2 separate regions of the Homo sapiens genome follow, and region 2 is linked to region 1. The links are chromatin loops, found by intact Hi-C in ENCODE. Cell type or tissue: heart left ventricle. All regions are shown on one strand. Each heading gives the region's core, and the rest is flanking DNA. Links, peaks and the distances in the headings are about the cores only.

Region 1 (8,336 bases), core at 239-8,238:
TATGATATTTGTATTTTATGATAATAAAAAAGGTGAATATAATTTTATACTATATGACATTTAACTCAATAAAATCAGAATATTATCAGTTCAACATATAATCAATGCTAAAAAATTATCGACATAGTTTACCTTATTTTTTTACACTATCTTCAAAATCCAGTGGTTTTTTCTTTTGCACTTTCAGTACATCCCAATGGCCACATGTCAAGTGCTCAAAGGGTACACGTTGCTAGTGGCTGCCATATTGGATGTACTGCTTTAGATAATGTTTAGCAGGAAGATAGCTTCAAGGACCCCCGATGGTTGTTCTTTCAACCCCAGGTCCCCAAAGGCCATGGGGTGAAACCTTGGTGACCATCAGTAAGACAGGAAAAACTGACTGTTTTTCCTTCTCTGTACTCTCTCTGACCACACAAATCACTTCTGTGACCAGATGTGTGGGTTTTTGGCACATTGACCAGTTCTCTGCCACCAACTGGGTGTCCCACAATACAATTCAATTCTGACACCATCTACCTGGAGATAGTGTCAGATCCCACAGATTAACGGCTTAGTCTCACAAGACTGCCCCCTACTTCTTGCAATTGTAGGTAGTAGGGCCCAGGTTACAAACAACTTCTGTCCAACTTGGCTGCAAATCTGAGGCTCCCACAGCCTCTTTCTCAGGTTCAATCATTTGCCAGAATGGCTCACAGCGCTCACGGCAAGGCTTTGCTTACTTTAACCCATTTATTATAAAAGGATACAGCTGAGGAACCGCCAGGTGGAAGGCAAGGTATGGGGGAGCGGCGAGGAAGTTCCATGCCCTCTCAGGTGTGCCGCCCTTCTGGCACACATGTGTGTTCTTATTCCTCAACCCGGAAGCCCCCCGAGCCCCAGAGTTCAGAAATTTTTATGGAGGCTTCATCATGTAGGAATGGTCAATTATTAACTCAATCTCCAGCCCCTCAGTCTCCCCAAAGGATGAGAGTTGGGATTGAAAGTTCCAAGCTTCTAATCATAGCTTGGTCTTGCTGGTGACCAGCCCTGACTCAGGAGCACACCAAGGGCCGCCTCATTAGAACAAAAGCACTCCTATCACCCAGGAAATTCCAAGGGATTTAGGAGCTCTATGTTGAGAACCATGTCAAAGACCAAACGTTAGAACAAAAGATGTTCTCCTATTGCTCAAGAAATCACAAAGTTTTGTTTGTTGGTTTGTTTGTTTGTTTGTCTTTCTTTTAGGAGTTCTGTTCCAGAAACCAGAGACATAGGCCAAAATACACATTTCTTATTTTAAATCACAATATATCACCATTGCACAGCCTGTGTGGTGTCTGCAGCCAGGCGGGGCTGCCTGACTTCCAAGCACCTTTCCCCTCCACAGGCTGAGAGACTTGCTCACGGCCCAGTGTCAGGACAGTCAGGATAAGACTAGACTGAGCTGGCTCCTGAGCCAGTATCTTTAGGTATGGTTTAGTAGCTAAGGTAGAATTCAGAACACAACTTGTAAGGTTCACGAATGGCTAACGGCTAAGTGAAAAAATGAAGTCCTTAAGAACTGGCGATAGAGAAGGCAAGGGATTTTATGGGGGGTATGAGTAGGGTTTGATGAGCAAAGTCCCAGACAAACTGGCATCCTTATCATTGTAAAAAATATAGACTTCCTAGCATGAGCCTTCTTACATAGCTTAGCTGTTGACAGATTCCTTCTTTCCTTCCTTCCTTCCTTCCCCCCTCCCTCCCTCCCTCCCTTTCTTCCTTCCTTATTCCTCCCTTTTAAGTGTATTTCATGGGCCTCTCTGTAAGGTGGCTATCTGTTGTGAAGTCTGAGGGGACTGGGTCCCCTCCCATCCCCCAGCCCCTGCTCTCTGGGAAGTCTGCTGGGTGTGCTGGGCCGGCTCCTGGACAAGCTGAAGCCGAGGACTGCAGCAACTCTTCCCATCATCACCCTGGCTGCTGTGGGGAAGCTGGCAGTTTTCTGGAAGACTGCTTGCTTGGAATGCTTAGCATCCTCCCAGGCTTCTGACTCTCCACTGGGGATGCAGAAGGTCTGCATTGCAGTTTAATCCACTACTGAGAATTCCTGTGCTTCTAGAAACCATCCTCTCACCTCCGAGGGACTCCATCTTGTCAGCTGCCCAGAGGAGACAAAACGGAACACTGCCCCATGGCTCAGTGCTTTGCACAGTTGTCAGCTCCTTGGCTGGCAAGCATCAGATTGATTAAAAGGAGGTTTTCTCAGACATAATCCTGCCCACTAGCCAGCCAAACATGTATGCAAAATGAATGGCAGTACTGGGAGGGGCTCTGTCCAGCCACCCTGGACATGGGTGTGAGTGTGCATGTGGGGTGTGGGTGTGTGCATTGTGAAAGTAAAAAGGGTGTGGGGTACAGAAAGAAATGGTCTTGTTTTCGATTCTATCATCGTTTTACGACCTCTGGCTCCATTTCCTCCTCTGGAGTTAAGGGAGCGAACTGTCGCCAGCCAGTCCCAGCCCTGTGATCTCTGCGCTGGTTTGTGTAGGCGGCTCCAGAGACACAGATGCAAGACTTGCGTGTCTCAAACTTGAAAAGGAACAAATTGCTGGGGGAGGGGGAGGGGGAGGGGAAAGGGTGTGGCTGCCTGCACACCCATCTGCCCCTCCTGAAACACTGCCACCCTTGAATGCATATCCAGGAGCTCCTTGGAATCTCAAAATACATCACGTATATTAGGATTTAGCTCCCTGCTCCCCACTGCACACTCACACCCTGCTGCACTGTGAGGATGGGCAGGCTGGTGTCACTCTCATTTTAAAAAACGTGGGTTTGTTCAGCGGCATGGGCTCTGAGGAGACCCTTGGGATGTGTGGATACCAGCTTTGGTAAAACCAGTGAGCAGGTGGCTGGAGGGACACTGTGGCCCCTCCTCTGGGCAGTACAAAGGCCTCCTCCCAGGCCCAGCTCCAGAACCAGGCTCTGTGCCTTGTCTACCTGCTGCCTGGCCTCAGGCCTTCCTCCTCCTCTGAGGGCCCTGGCATCCTAGAAGGCTGGGCTGCCTCTTCTGCCTGCCCTCCTGCTCCCTGTTCAGGCTTCCTACAAACACCTTCTCAACTCCAGAGGCTGCAATTAGCATTTTACAGCAGACAATCCAAGGCTAACACAGATAATGTCATGGACAGCACTGCTTTTATTCCCCTCTGGGATTAATGTCCTATGAATAAACATTCCACAAAGCCTATATTCATAGAAACGCTTATGATGTGGAATTGGAGCCAAATGGTGCCTATGGACAGCCTGGGACAAGGGAGCGTGGAGAGAAGGTGGGCTCAGGGGGAGAGGGGAAGCTGGGGGCTGCTTGCTCAGTGATTTGGAAGCTGCTGCATTGGTACAGTGCCATCAGTCTTCGTAGGCAGGACTTCAGACCAGGCAGGACAGGAGACCAAGCAGGGAGCTCAGGGAACCATGTCAGTCTCCACAGTGGAGTCTGGACTCCGGAGCTCTCGCCACGGTGTCCCACAAGCAACAGAAGAGACTCGGGGGTGGCAGGGTGAGGGAAGTAACACCTATGAGCTGATCCGTTCAGCGGAGAACTGGAGGTGGGCTCATTTGATATTGCGATTGCTCAACATCAAATCCCTTCAGGAGCTGCCATGTGCTTGCTTGACTGATTACATTTTTGTTTTTGAAAATAAAAAAATCTGTAGTATAGACAGCAAAATGTTAAAGCTGATGAGTGGGTACTTGGGCCTTTGATCTATTATTTCTGCATATTTCTACGTATTTAAATTATTTCATAATTTTATATATATATATATATATATATTTATTTATTTAAAAAGGAGGAACTGGATATTCTTTATTTCATTTGGCAGAAGCTGTTTTGGGAAGTCCGTCTTACCCATGCACTTTCCCTTCCCACCTGCTTTGTGAAGGTTCCAGACAGGGCCAGGAACACTGCGTTCCTTGACCGGCAAGGTTTTGTATCCCTGCTCCCCCCTCCCCCTGCACCTCTGCAGAGGAGCAGCACAATTCCAGCTTTGGCATACCCGGGAACCCCGGTGCTGGCCTCGCTGCACCCTCACAGCTCAGCTAATTCCAAGACGTGCAGGCAGCGCACTGCCTCTGTCTCTGCTGTAAACAACCAGCATGAATCATCGCGGAAGTCAGTAGTCATCTCTCCCCCGTTTGCAAAGACTGGGGAACTGCAGCATCACAGGGTGACCCGCTGGAAGCCACAGAGGGAAGATAACCTGGAGGGAAAACTAGAGCTGAAAAGCTGCAGCTGGGATTGAAGGCTGGAGGCTGGAGCAGTGAGCCCTTCTGTTCTGAGTAGGGCTGGGCTCTCCCAGCAAAGGGCCTGTGTCACCAGCAGCGACCGCTCAGGGGAGCCTTGGTCGCTGAATGGCTCTTTGGGTGGTGTGGTCTCCCTCTGGCCAGACCTACAGAGTGGCCCTCCAGCACCCAGCCTTGCTGAGTCCCTGCAGGCCTGCTCTGAGGGAAGGGGCTGATAGTTCAGACGTTCAGAGAAGGTGCCTGGTGGCTCCGGAACTGGTAAGACTATGTTCCAATGCTCGCAGCTGCTAGGAGTTACCAGGAGGACGTGATCAGGAGAAGCACTTGGCTTGAGCAGAAGGCATGGTTTCTAGGAGACTGGAATTGTTTCTTGGACCCCACCTCTACTTCTGTCTTTCCTGGACATTTTGCATCCAGAGTATGCTCTTATAATGTGACCATCATTTTGCTAAACTGTTTGGAATAAATTATACCCGGAATAAAATCTAAGTGCCTAGGGTCCTCTCAGAGAGTTCCCTTGGGTCTGATTTTATGAGAAACCACTTGCTATAGCCTCAGAAGCAGTTAAGACCCCCCAAATATTTTCAAACCAGTGTAAGTGGCTTGGATTTTTAAAAAGTGCTCCTTTTACAGAGAAATTGTAATTTTGTTGTTGAATTATACATTTTTAAGTCAAGACTTGAAGTATAGTTACTACATCATCATATATAAAATGTTTTCTTTGGGTATGGCTGCTGCAGCCCTTAGAAACCAACGTCATCACTGAGAGTGTCACAGACTTTAACAGTCCAGCCTTCTGTTCCGCCAGGGCACTTGAGGATCTGTTCTATTTGCTGCTTTAAAATAACAGCCCTCCCTTATTCTGAGGAGAGGCAAGGATCCATCGGCCTGGACTATTTATCAGTGGTTTCTGAAGACAGGAGAATGTTTATTTTGTGAGAACATTTGTCCTACCTTAATTTGCAAGGGACTTAAAAAGTAGCCACCATGAAACACAATAGTAAATATTTGATTCTTGTGAAACAGGTTAATGTTTGTGATGGAATTTCTTCTACATCAGAGCACCTTAAAAATCATTTTCCAATGGTCCCAATTTTTGTGTTTTCAGAGCCCTTGGACAGGAGGCGTTGCAGGTGCCGGGCATTGGAGGGACCTCACGCTCCGCGTTTCCTTCCCTAGCAGAGCTCAAACGACCTGCTGCCGCATCGGGCATTGTTCTCTCCCTCCTCACCCAGAGGAAAGTCCCCATGGCCCATTTTCTGAGCTGTGCTTTTCCACTCTTTCGTAATCTATTATTGTGACCTTGAGATGCAGAGAGAGAAGGCTTTGGCAGGACGCACTGCCTTTGGAACCAGAGCTGCTGCTATCTGTGCCCTGGACCACATGCTCCATGGCCATGGCCGTGCCAGTCCTACTGGTTCCTCTGCAACCGCCACCCAAGTCAGCGCCTGCAGGAGCGTGGACACTGAGAGGACTGGGACAGCGAGGAAAGTGTGCTTACAGAAGGGCCGTGTGTGTGTGTGTGTGTGTGTGTGTGTGTGTGTGTGTTAGAGATGCACAGAGGTACAGACACAGGAAAGAAAGAGACCAAGAGAATCTGCCTTTAAAGTAGACTTCAAGTTATTTGTTTCTAGGACTGTACCTGATAGATTTGATTCTCACCAAACTCAGTTGCAAAAACTCTATCCAGGGAAAGGAATCTGCAAGCCGGAGGCACGGAGCCGTGGGGACTCAGGGGCAGGAGGACTGTGGTCACCCTTGGGTCCCCACACTCGTGTCCCCGTTCCCTGCAGCCCCGTTCTTCTCTCTGTCTTCACCCTGCTTTGCGTGGGCAGATGCTCCTGCCAAAGCTTACTTCATCAGATGAAATGAAGGGGAATCTGATTTGCCACTAATTGGACTTAGTGTAGGCAATTAGGGTTAAGCTGCGATGAGGGAACCACCAGACGCTGGGATTTTCATCACAGTCCTGAGAAATTCTTCCAGAATTTAAGTGGTTGCAAATCACGATATTAGTTTACAGTGGCAATATTTTAAATCAGTTTAAAACAGGATATTGGCCGCCTGGAAATAGCCAGCTCAGGCATTGCCGTTATATAGATATAAATGTACATAATGTGTGTATGTGCATATATGTGTCTATACACAGACATATACACATATATACACACATATACACATACACTGTACACTTCTATATTTTTATATATACACCATATATATAAAAAGATAGTCAGTGGTGAGACTATATATGCATATCTCTCGCCAGGTGAACAAGGGCATTTAACAGGCACACAGGGTGTTTCCCTTTTCCTTTTCTCAGTTGCCTCATCTTCAATTCCTGTCTGGAATCAATCATTCACAGATAATGAGGCTAGAGCAACAGTTCCTGGGCCGTCTATCTCCTCCCGTGAAAGGAGTTTTCACTCTGCATGGGGCTTGCAGTATTTTAAGCCATCACCTCATCAGCACTTGTGGCGATGCTTCTGCCATGCCGCTGTTCAAATCTTAGAGCCTGCCCTGCAAGCAGAAGCATCCATTTCACCTACTGGTGCATTCAGTCATTTCATCCTTCACTTAGTATCCAACAAACACTTACTGATTGCTTGCTCTCCGGACAGCCCTGTGGACACCACCAATGGGGTGGGAGATGCATGTGTTATGTGTGACTGCATACGTGTGGTATGTGCGTATCTTCATGTGTCTCTGTGTATGTGTGTGCTATGTGAGTAAGCATGTGTATGTGTGTGTCTGTGTATATATAAATATATGTGTGCCTCTGTATCTCTGTGTGTTTGTATCTGTGTTGCGTGTGTTTGTGTGTGTCAGTGTCTGTGTGTGCGTGTGTCTGTGTCTCTGGGTATGTCTGTGTGTGCTTATGTGTGTGTCTGTGTCTGTGCATGTCTGTGTGTATGTCTGTATGTGTGCATCTGTCTATATGTGTGTATGTCTCTGTGTCTGTGTGTATATGTCTATGTCTCTGCGTGTCTGTGTGTGTCTGTGCATGCATGTGCATGTGTCTGTGTGTTCCTGTGTGTATCTGTGTGCCTGTGTGTGTGAGCTCACAGCTCTGGAACTTACATGCAGAAATAGGCATACACAATCGTGCCCACACACACCAGTTGCATGCTTATTCCTACTCTGTGGCTCTCAGGCTGCATGAGTAAGTCCCCAAGCCATTTCCCTCCCCGGTCAGAGCAGCCACCTGCTTTCAGGACAGCAGCTGCCATTTATGTTTCCATTTCTGGCACCCAGTGACCTCGCTGAGAGCGGCTGAGGAGAAACAGACACCGACACCCCGTCCTTATCTGCAGCAGCTCCCACAGAACCACAAAAAGGGGTATCTTCAAGGGTGGTGGCACAAAGCAAGGACGGCGATGACGGGGGTCAGGAAGCTGCTCAGGACATTGCATCGCCCCAAACTTTCTCCCCACAAATGCAGTTGCCTCTGCCCTGATTACGATTCCTGCCAGATACTCCGAGCAGAATGCACTTTTGCCATGGCCAGGCATTTTCCATGTTACTCTGTGCCAGCGGTGGCTCTGCATCTGAGACCTGCCATTCTGCACACTCAGGATTAGGTCTTAGTTTGGGAGCTGGGGCTCTCGGTCACTCCCAGCCCCCAGCAGGCAGATGTGCAGACCCCCTCGCAGGGGACATGCAGTGATCAGAAAGATCTAGGGAATATGGTGTGGTAGAGCAGCCCCGGGGACTCTCTAGATCCGACCCCAGAGGGTAAGTGGGACGTGGCAGCTTTCATTCAGCTGCAGGGGAGGTGAAGCCTTCCTCTAAGCCCCTGAAATTGACAGGTGACAGCGTCCTGGCCGCCCTTACACACTCTCCGCGCCTCCCCGGCCTTGGCGCCCACTCTGGCAGAGCTTGAGGAGCCCTTCAGCCCGCCGCTGCACTGTGGGAGCCCCTTTCTGGGCTGGCCGAGGCCGGAGCCGGCTCCCTCAGCTTGCGGGGAGGTGTGGAGGGAGAGGCGCGAGCGGGAACCGGGGCTGCGCGCGGCGCTTGCGGGCCAGCGCAAGTTCCGGGTGGGCGTGGGCTCCGCGGCCCCGCACTCCGAGCGGCGG
Region 2 (8,336 bases), core at 181-8,180, 82 kb before region 1:
GGAATTGCCCTTCCCTGCTCTGCAGAAATAAGAAGGAAAGGCCATGATCCTAAGAGAACAGTTTTTGGAATAGAAATTCCTTTGCTACTAAAAGTTATCATTGTGAATGCCAGGCAGTACTGGAGTTCAACAGTGGTATTTTAGTTTCTTTGGGTTTCCTGTAGGTGTATGCTGCTTGATTTAGTCTGGCGCTAACCAGGGCCAGCTACATAATTTGCAGGGTCCAGAGCAAAATAAAAATGTGAGACCCCTTGTTAAAAAAATTATGAAGGGTTTTAAAATAGCAAAGGCACAGCACATTTGCACAGGACATCCACCAATGACACTGGTTCTGGGGCTAACCCATAGCGATTTTGTCCAACCAAGATAATTCACAGAACACCTGCTGTCCTTTGCCTGTTATACCATGGTTACTAAGATAAATACATCTGGCCGGGTGGAGGTAGGATTCTATTAAAAAGCAACTGAACAACAGCAGTTTTTGTAAACTCACTTACTTGCTCTTTCATTCATGAAGTTATCCATTCAAAAGGCATTTATTGACCTCATACTGTAGGCCAGGCCCCATGCAAGGTGCTGGGGACTCCACTCTGAAGCATGACCTTGCCCTTCCCAAACAGTAGCCACAAGCCCTGGAGACAGAGCAGCTTAGACACTGGATGTGGAAATAAATGACCTCTTGATCTCTCTACCTGGAAGTCTTTTCCCTGAGAAGATTGTTGATGGTCCTCCAGAGCCCCATGCATTGAGGCCTTATTGGGTTATTTGGTGGCAAGCAACAGAAGCCGATTCTGCTAAATTATGGGGAAAAAGGTATTTATTGGAAAGATATGGGAGGGCTCCCAGAATTGGAGGAAATGGGGAAAACCAGGCCTTGGGAGGGACAGAAACTCAGGAAGGTTTGGGCAATCTAGGTCAAAGGAAAAATAGTCCCTTCAAAATGCCACTGTAGGAATGAATCAACTTTGGCTTTAAAAACATTTATTGAAAAACTCAGATAGATGGCAGAGAATTGAGTGAAGTCTACTCCTCAGCTCATGGCGCCCTGCCCTTTGGGGTCTGGGCAAAGCCTTGTCTTGTTTTATTTTATATTTTTTCCTTATTTGATCCCTAAATTTCAGTTCCCTCCTCCTCACAGGCAACCACTTTAAATGTGCTTGATTTAAGTCCTTGAATTCTATATATGTATGTATATATAATATGTATATATAACATGTGTATTTATGTATATGTATGTATATAAAACACATAGTGTCTTCGGTATGTGTTTGTTTAAAATGTACATAATTGGCTTTACACTATAGATACAGATAGAGTGGGGAGAGCCACTCTGCTCTCACACACAACACAGGTGGGAAGTGCCATAGGGTGATCACCACTTAGGAGCCGTCCTCCACCGAGGACTCTCAGGAGCTGACGTCAACTCTGGCTCCGTTGACTCTCAGGTGGAATCACTTTGAGGCTTGGACCATTTCCCAGAGTTCCCTCCCAGAGTCATGCACAGGGGCAGCTACTTTAATAAGAAGCCCTTATTGCCTTTCGTCCTCTTCCTGCATCACCTCCTCATTTCCCAGCTGGTATTGCTGGCACCTCCCAAATGCCCCACTTGCACTTGAGTTCTTGCTTCAGGGTCGGCTTTTAGGGAGATCCAAACAAGATGCCGTCCTTATCTTTGCCCTCCCTCTCAGCAGCCTGTCAAGTGATGAGGCTGGGCTCCTGACAGCCATGCTTGGGTAACATGAGCCTGTCCTTCTGCCAGTTGATTGGGCCAGAGAGAGAGAGAGCTGAGTCCACCTGGACCAATGAGAGTCCCTTCTCGGAACTTGGAAATTAGCAGGGATGGTGGGGGGCGGGGAGGGGAGAGAGAGAAAGAAAGAGATGGGCGAGAGAGAGAAAGTGATAGGAGAGAGAGGAGGCAAAAAGAGAGAAGAGAGAGAAATGTGTGTGTGTGTGTGAGAGAGAGAGAGAGAGAGAAGAAAGAAAAGAAAAGGGGAAAGAGAAATGGACAGAATGAATCTTTCCGGAGGGAGGTGGAGGTGGGGAGTGGGAGTATGTGCGTTGGAGCTATGAGCACGTTCTTCCGCAATACTCTGGGGAGCTCAAGTGGTCTGCAGAGAGCAAAATAAAGCAGGTGTGCAGAGCAAAGCATAGGCAAGGCAAAAGTACGCGGAGGTTTTGGCAGCCTTCCAGGTTGGGGTTCCAATCTTTTCAGAGGTCTGGCTCTATTTCTGCATTGACCAAAAAAAGTGCCCAGTTTTGGCTTACACTAGGATGACTTCTTTTACTTGCAGACAGAACATCTATCAACATAACTTTTGCTTCAAAAGTAATTCTTATTAAAAATAAATTGCGTTTTTAGGGCTGTTCTGAAATACATTGGCTCTGGAACTGAGATTTTTATTGTATATTTGTTCATCTGCTTCCCTAGGAGGCACGTTGGCACAAGAAAGAGGTAATTTCCACTTTCTCCATAAGGAAAAGCTAGGGGCTTTCTTTTGAGGGGTTCTTGTGTTCTCTGCTATCTTGGGACCTGAAGGGGCAAGAAGCTGGATTCCTCACACAGGTGTTGGCTGTGTGTGTGGAAGGCCATCCTGAGGGTCAGGAGGCTGGAGATGCCATCTGTGCACGAGGACCTCCAGGACCCACAGGTTGCTGGATGAGGGCACCCCTTGGCCAGCACTTCCAAGGACCTGGCGTGGATAGGACAGTGAGGTTGGCCACTGGGTCCTGCGGCCTTGGGGACGCTGGCAAGGCTACATGGCTGAAACTGTGGTTGATGGGAGGACAGTTGTGAGGGGCTGCCAGGGTGGCAGGGCACGCCAGAAGGGAGAACTTGCTCTTGGCAGTGGCTATGGGCAGCAAAGAAATAGTGACCATTCAGAGCTGAAGGCCATTCAGAACCCTTCCCCATTTCTCTGATGTGAGTAAGCCCTGGGAGTCCTACATGTTCCAGGATGGTAGATCATGAATATTGCCTTTTTTTTTTTTTTTTGAGACAGGGTCTCACTCTGTCACCCAGGCTGGAGTGCAGTGGGACGATCACGGCTCACTGCAAACTCTGCCTCCTGGATTCAAGCGATTCTCCTGCCTCAGCCTCCTGAGTAGCGGGACTACAGGTGCCCGCCACCATGCCTGGCTAATTTTTGTATTTTTAGTAGAGATGAGGTTTCACCATGTTGGTTAGGTTCGTCTCGAACTCCTGACCTCAAGCGATCCACCCACCTTGGCCTCCCAAAGTGCTGGGATTACAGGCGTGAGCCACCACGCCCGGCCTGATATTAGCCATTGTAACCAACCTTGGCAAGTGGTGCTGGGATTGAATTTAATTAAGAAAGTGCAATAAGACATTTGTTACACTCCAGGTGTGGTGGAAGAACTCATACTTATTCCATTTGTACATTTGGTAAGACATTTGTTACACTCCACGTGTGGTGGAAGAACTCATACTTATTCCATTTGTACATTTGGATAACTGTTCTGATTAAGGGTAATCATTCTTCATGGATGTATTTTGTCCTACAATTAAATCTCAGAGGTGACTGTTTCTTAGGAACGTTTTTAGGTGAAAATATAGAACCACTTCCACAATCTATTACAATGGAGAGAAAGGAGCGCAAGGAAAACAGAATTATCTAAGGAATTATCCAGTACCAATTATCTAAGCATTGGTACTGGACCAGTGAGAGAGCAAGTTAAACAAGAGAAACTGCTCTAGAGAAAGACATTTAGGGGACTAAGCCAAGAAGTTCACAGAACAGATAGAAAGACTAGAGAACAACTGCAAGAAAAAGAGGGGAAGCCAAGGGAATTCGGAGCCAAGGTTGTGCCTCAGGTTAGGGGGCCCCCCTGCCACCCCAAGACAGTGCAGGCATTGCTGTAGGTGGAACGCATGTGGCACCATTCTTTGCTTCTGTGTCACTTGCTGAGGACTCAGTGTCCTGTTAGATTGGCCAGACACATGTTGTTTGTTCAGGCTTGGCCTCCAGGGCTGAGGAACAGCAAATGTCTGGCTCTCTGACTACTGTAGTGGAAGGTGTGTGTCCCACCAAGACCGAGGCAGATTCCCCAATATGGCAAAGGGGTTCAGATGCGGAGCAGCCCAAGACCCCCTTGCATAAAGCTATTATGATAGGCAAACATCCACAATGAAAAGCAGCTAACACTGACACCCTTGTGGGCAGGTCGGGAGCATCCATGTCCCCAGGGATATCTCCCAGGCCTCTTCCCGTGCACACGATCTCTCTTCCTTCCCATGTGCCCTTCTGTGGCTGCAATCCCACCTCTATGCTGGTGAATCTGGCATCTCAAGCTTGGTTGCTATCTCCACGTCTCTTACGAGTTTCAGACTGTTACATTCAACCCACTCCTCCACATAGCCTCTTCCATGTCCCTCAAACTAAACTGAACTCATTATCTCTAAGAAAGTCTACGTGTGGGGCAGTGGAGGTCATGGACTCTGGGTTGGATACCTTGGGTTAGAAGCCCAGCTGTATAGCCTTGGAAAAGTTACAGACCTTTTATGGCTTAGTTTTGTCATCTATAAAACGGGGATAGCATCTATCTCACAAGGTTGTTACGCCGATTAAATGACTTCATGGATGGAAAACGATTAGAATATTTCCTGGCACATAGTAAGCATTCAATAAGTTTTTCTTTTCCACCAGATTTAGACCTTTCCTTATTTCCTTTTCTCAGCTAATACTCCTTAATCACATGCACTAGAAACTTCGAAGTCACACTTGACTGCTTTTTTCCTTCTCTTGATATTATAACAGTTTAAAAGTCTACTGACTCAATATCTCAAATGTTTCTCAGATCCTTCTCCTTCTGTCCAACCCCGCTGCCACTTCCTTGGTTTTGGCCACAATCCTCTTTTGTTTGGATAAGAGAAACAGTCCTCTAACTGGTTTCTTAGCCACCAGGTACTTCCAGTTTGTAGAAGGACAAAATTATTTCATGTGATAATCATAACAGCTAATGTTTTTTGAATCTCCACTGTAAACTAAAAAATCTAAGAGCTGGCAGGGAGCCGTGGCTCACGCCTGTAATCCCAGCACTTTGGGAGGCCGAGGTGGGCAGATCACAAGGTCAGGAGTTTGAGACCAGCCTGGCCAACATGGTGAAACCCCGTCTCTACTAAAAAATATAAAAATTAGCCGGGCGTGGTGGCATGCGCTTGTAATCCCATCTACTCAGAAGGATGAGGAAGAAGAATTGCTTGAACCCAGGAGGCAGACGTTGCAGTGAGCCGAGATCACGCCACTGCACTCCAGAGCCTGGATGACAGGGAGAGACTTTGTTTCAGGAAAAAAAAAAAATCTAAGAGCTTTACATGGATTTGTTCATTTGATTGTCACACCAACCTCCGGCATAGGATCATAATTTTTATTATCTCTCTTTGTAGATGGGCAAACCAAGGCATGGAGTGCTTAGAGGACTTACTCAGGGCTGCACAGCAGTAAATGGTCCAGGTGGGATTGAACACAGGCTCCCAGAGCAGACATTTATGTTCTTTGCTGGATCCTGGGCCCTCTGCAGGAGTTTCCAGGAGAGCTGGAATTTTGATTTCAATGTATTCTAAACTAAAATTATGAAACAAATTGAACTTGATTGATTTAATTAAATCTTTTTTTTCTTTTTCTTATTTATTTATTTATTTTTGAGACAGGGTCTTGCTGTGTTGCCCAGGCTGGAGTGTAGTGGTGTGTTTGTGACTCACTGCAGCCTTGACCTCCTGGGCTCAAGCAATCCTCTCACCTCAGCCTCCTGAGTGGCTGGGACTACAGGTGTGTGCCACCATGCCCAGGTAATTTTTGTATTTTTTGTAGAGAGAGTGTCTCACCATGTTGATCAGGTTGGATTTGAACTCCTGGGCTCAAGTGAGCCACCTGCCTTGGCCTCCCAAAGTGTTGGGATTGCAAGCATGAGCCACTGTGCTTGGCTGATTAATTGAAAATATGTAGATTAACACTGGTAGTTTCACTTGATCTGTTTGTCAGGTGATCATTCCTATATACGGCCCTGTGAGGAGAGAGGGCATTTGACAATTTGAGAGACTGACAGATAACGACATGCTCACTCATGTTCACTGCCAATGACTTGTCACATCTGCCAATGACTTGTCACATGTAGCTCATGTGCTACAAGGAGGTCGTGGTGTGGCTAAATAAGTGTGTGTGTGTATATACACACACATATGCATATATACATACATATACATATGTAGCATAGCATATAACTGACTTCTATGTAGAATCTTTTCACGTTTTATGAAATGGGAAGTAGAGAGGAAACATGTATTTCAAGTAGAGGTTTATTCAAGGCAAAGCTCTCAGGAGATTTGTCAGATCTGAAGATGCAGATTTGACAGCAATTCCAAAATTTCTGACCTGTTCTGATGAGTAGCTATCAGTAGATATAAGCTATGTAGAAAATCATCTTGAAAATTAAGAACAACTTAATTTGTCTCTTCTCAATACAGATGACATTTTAATAATGAGTGAAAGAATAATTGATTTTCAAAAGAAAGTTATGTTGCAGTGAGAGCATGTTGAAAACAGGTCTTTGAGATTATTTCTAAATCTTGCAGTGTCCTTCCCTCCCTCCCTTCCTCTCTCCCTACTTCCCTTCTTCCCTCCCTGCCTTCCTTCCTCCCTCCTTCCTTCCTTCTCGTCCTTCCTTTCAGCTGAAAATGATATTTATTAAATATAGACCTCGTACCTGCATTCTTTAAAAATATGGAAAAAGAATTTTCTATTCTGCCCCCAATTTGTCAAATAAAAAATTTCAGTGAGTTTTAAAGACATTTGTTAAAAGTATAAAGTACAACAACTTCTGATTAATTTTTAATAATAGCCAATCAACATTAGTGAAGACTGATACTTAACAGCCAAATTTCAATACACCTTTTGCTTAATATGGTGGATAGGTTTAAAAGATACGTACCAATGTACCAAGATCCTCATTTGGACCTACTTATGTTTGTGAGGCACGTCTTTTACTTATGACAGTCATTAAAATCAAATATCAAAATATGACCTTCAAATCACATGCTAAGCCAAGATTTGAAAAAATAACTAAAATTATTCAATCATATTACTCTCATAGAATATTAACATTACATATAAAGCTTTTTTTTTTTTTGAGATGGAGTCTCACTCTGTCGCTCAGGCTGGAGTGCAGTGGCGCAATCTCGGCTCACTGCAAGCTCCGCCTCCCGGGTTCATGCCATTCTCCCGCCTCAGCCTCCTGAGTAGCTGGGACTACAGGTGCCCACCACCACGCCTGGCTAATTTTGGTATTTTTAGTAGAGACGGGGTTTCACTGTGTTAGCCAGGATGGTCTCGATCTCCTGACGTCGTGATCCACCCGCCTTGGCCTCCCAAAGTGCTGGGATTACAGGCATGAGTCACTGTGCCCAGCCTCATATAAAGCTTTTTATATGGTTGATAAATAAAATATTTTAAATTATTAAAATATTTTCTTTAAATTTTTGTTCTTATATTTCCTAATGTTTCTAAAAATTATATAGAGGCAATCATATGAAATTTATAAACAAAGCAGTATTAATGCACTAGTACCACTTGAATTTTTTCCCCCTGACAAAAATGTTTGAAGGCCACTGCTCAATTTTATAAATATTGTTTTTTTTTTTTGTCATTGTCATTCTGCTAGTCAGAATACTTTAAATTTGCTAAGTGCTTATTTCTGCTACCTTTCTGGAATGAAGATTGTTGCTCTAATTAGATGTTTGCTTCTTGTTTTTTCTTTATATATATTACACATATATGTAGTTTGCCTTATTTTCTAAACTTCAAATTTCAGCTCCTTCTTGGGGTATAGCCTTGTTTCTAACTGATTAATTTCCCCCCACTTCAACTTTTCAGTCTTTTCCATTTTCTTTTTTTTTTTTTTTTTGAGACAGAGCATCACTTTGTCACCCAGGCTGGAGTTAAATGGCGCTATCTTGGCTCACTGAAACTTCTGCCTCCTGGGTTCAGGTGGTTCTCGTGCCTCAACCACCTGAGTAGCTGGGACTACAGGTGTGTGCTACAGCGCCCATCTAATTTTTGTATTTTTTTAAGTTGAAATGAGGTTTCACCACATTGTCCAGGTTGGTCTCGAACTCCTGACCTCAAGTGATCTGCCCGCCTTGGCCTCCCAAAGTGCTGGGATTACAGGCGTGAGACATGGTGCCTGGTCTTTTTTTTCTTCTTTCTGTCCAATTTGTGTGTTAGGTTCAGGGAGTACATATGCAGGTTGGTTACTGGGTAAATTGCATGTCACAGAGGTTTAGTGTACAGATTATTTTGTCACCCACATAATGAACATAGTAC

What was found. Peaks named below come from ENCODE experiments on the same cell type or tissue, not always from the same donor. Only the 100,000 strongest peaks of a DNase experiment are listed, where the experiment ranks them.
Region 2: a loop joins it to region 1, with 2.2 times the contacts of the local background. A loop is called at or near these places in 11 of 110 quality-filtered maps.

Annotation. Positions count from the first base shown.
Region 1 is chr6:6,745,956-6,754,291 of GRCh38, reverse strand. All of the region lies in intron 2 of LOC101928004 (a long non-coding RNA gene), which reads left to right. LOC105374901 (a long non-coding RNA gene) reads left to right here. Exons shown (of 2, transcript NR_187807.1): 2 at 1,767-2,386. Among named protein-coding and RNA genes, the nearest start is that of LY86-AS1, 130 kb to the right of the region's middle. RefSeq lists enhancers at 2,425-3,042, 3,663-4,280. In heart left ventricle, for the core only: CTCF peaks have their summits at 4,157 and 4,356; DNase peaks (open chromatin) are centred at 4,131, 5,651, 7,561 and 8,119; H3K27ac peaks cover 6,165 bases.
Region 2 is chr6:6,828,271-6,836,606 of GRCh38, reverse strand. No RefSeq gene overlaps it. Among named protein-coding and RNA genes, the nearest start is that of LINC03055, 53 kb to the left of the region's middle. In heart left ventricle, for the core only: no CTCF peak of the experiment used is centred there; no DNase peak of the experiment used is centred there.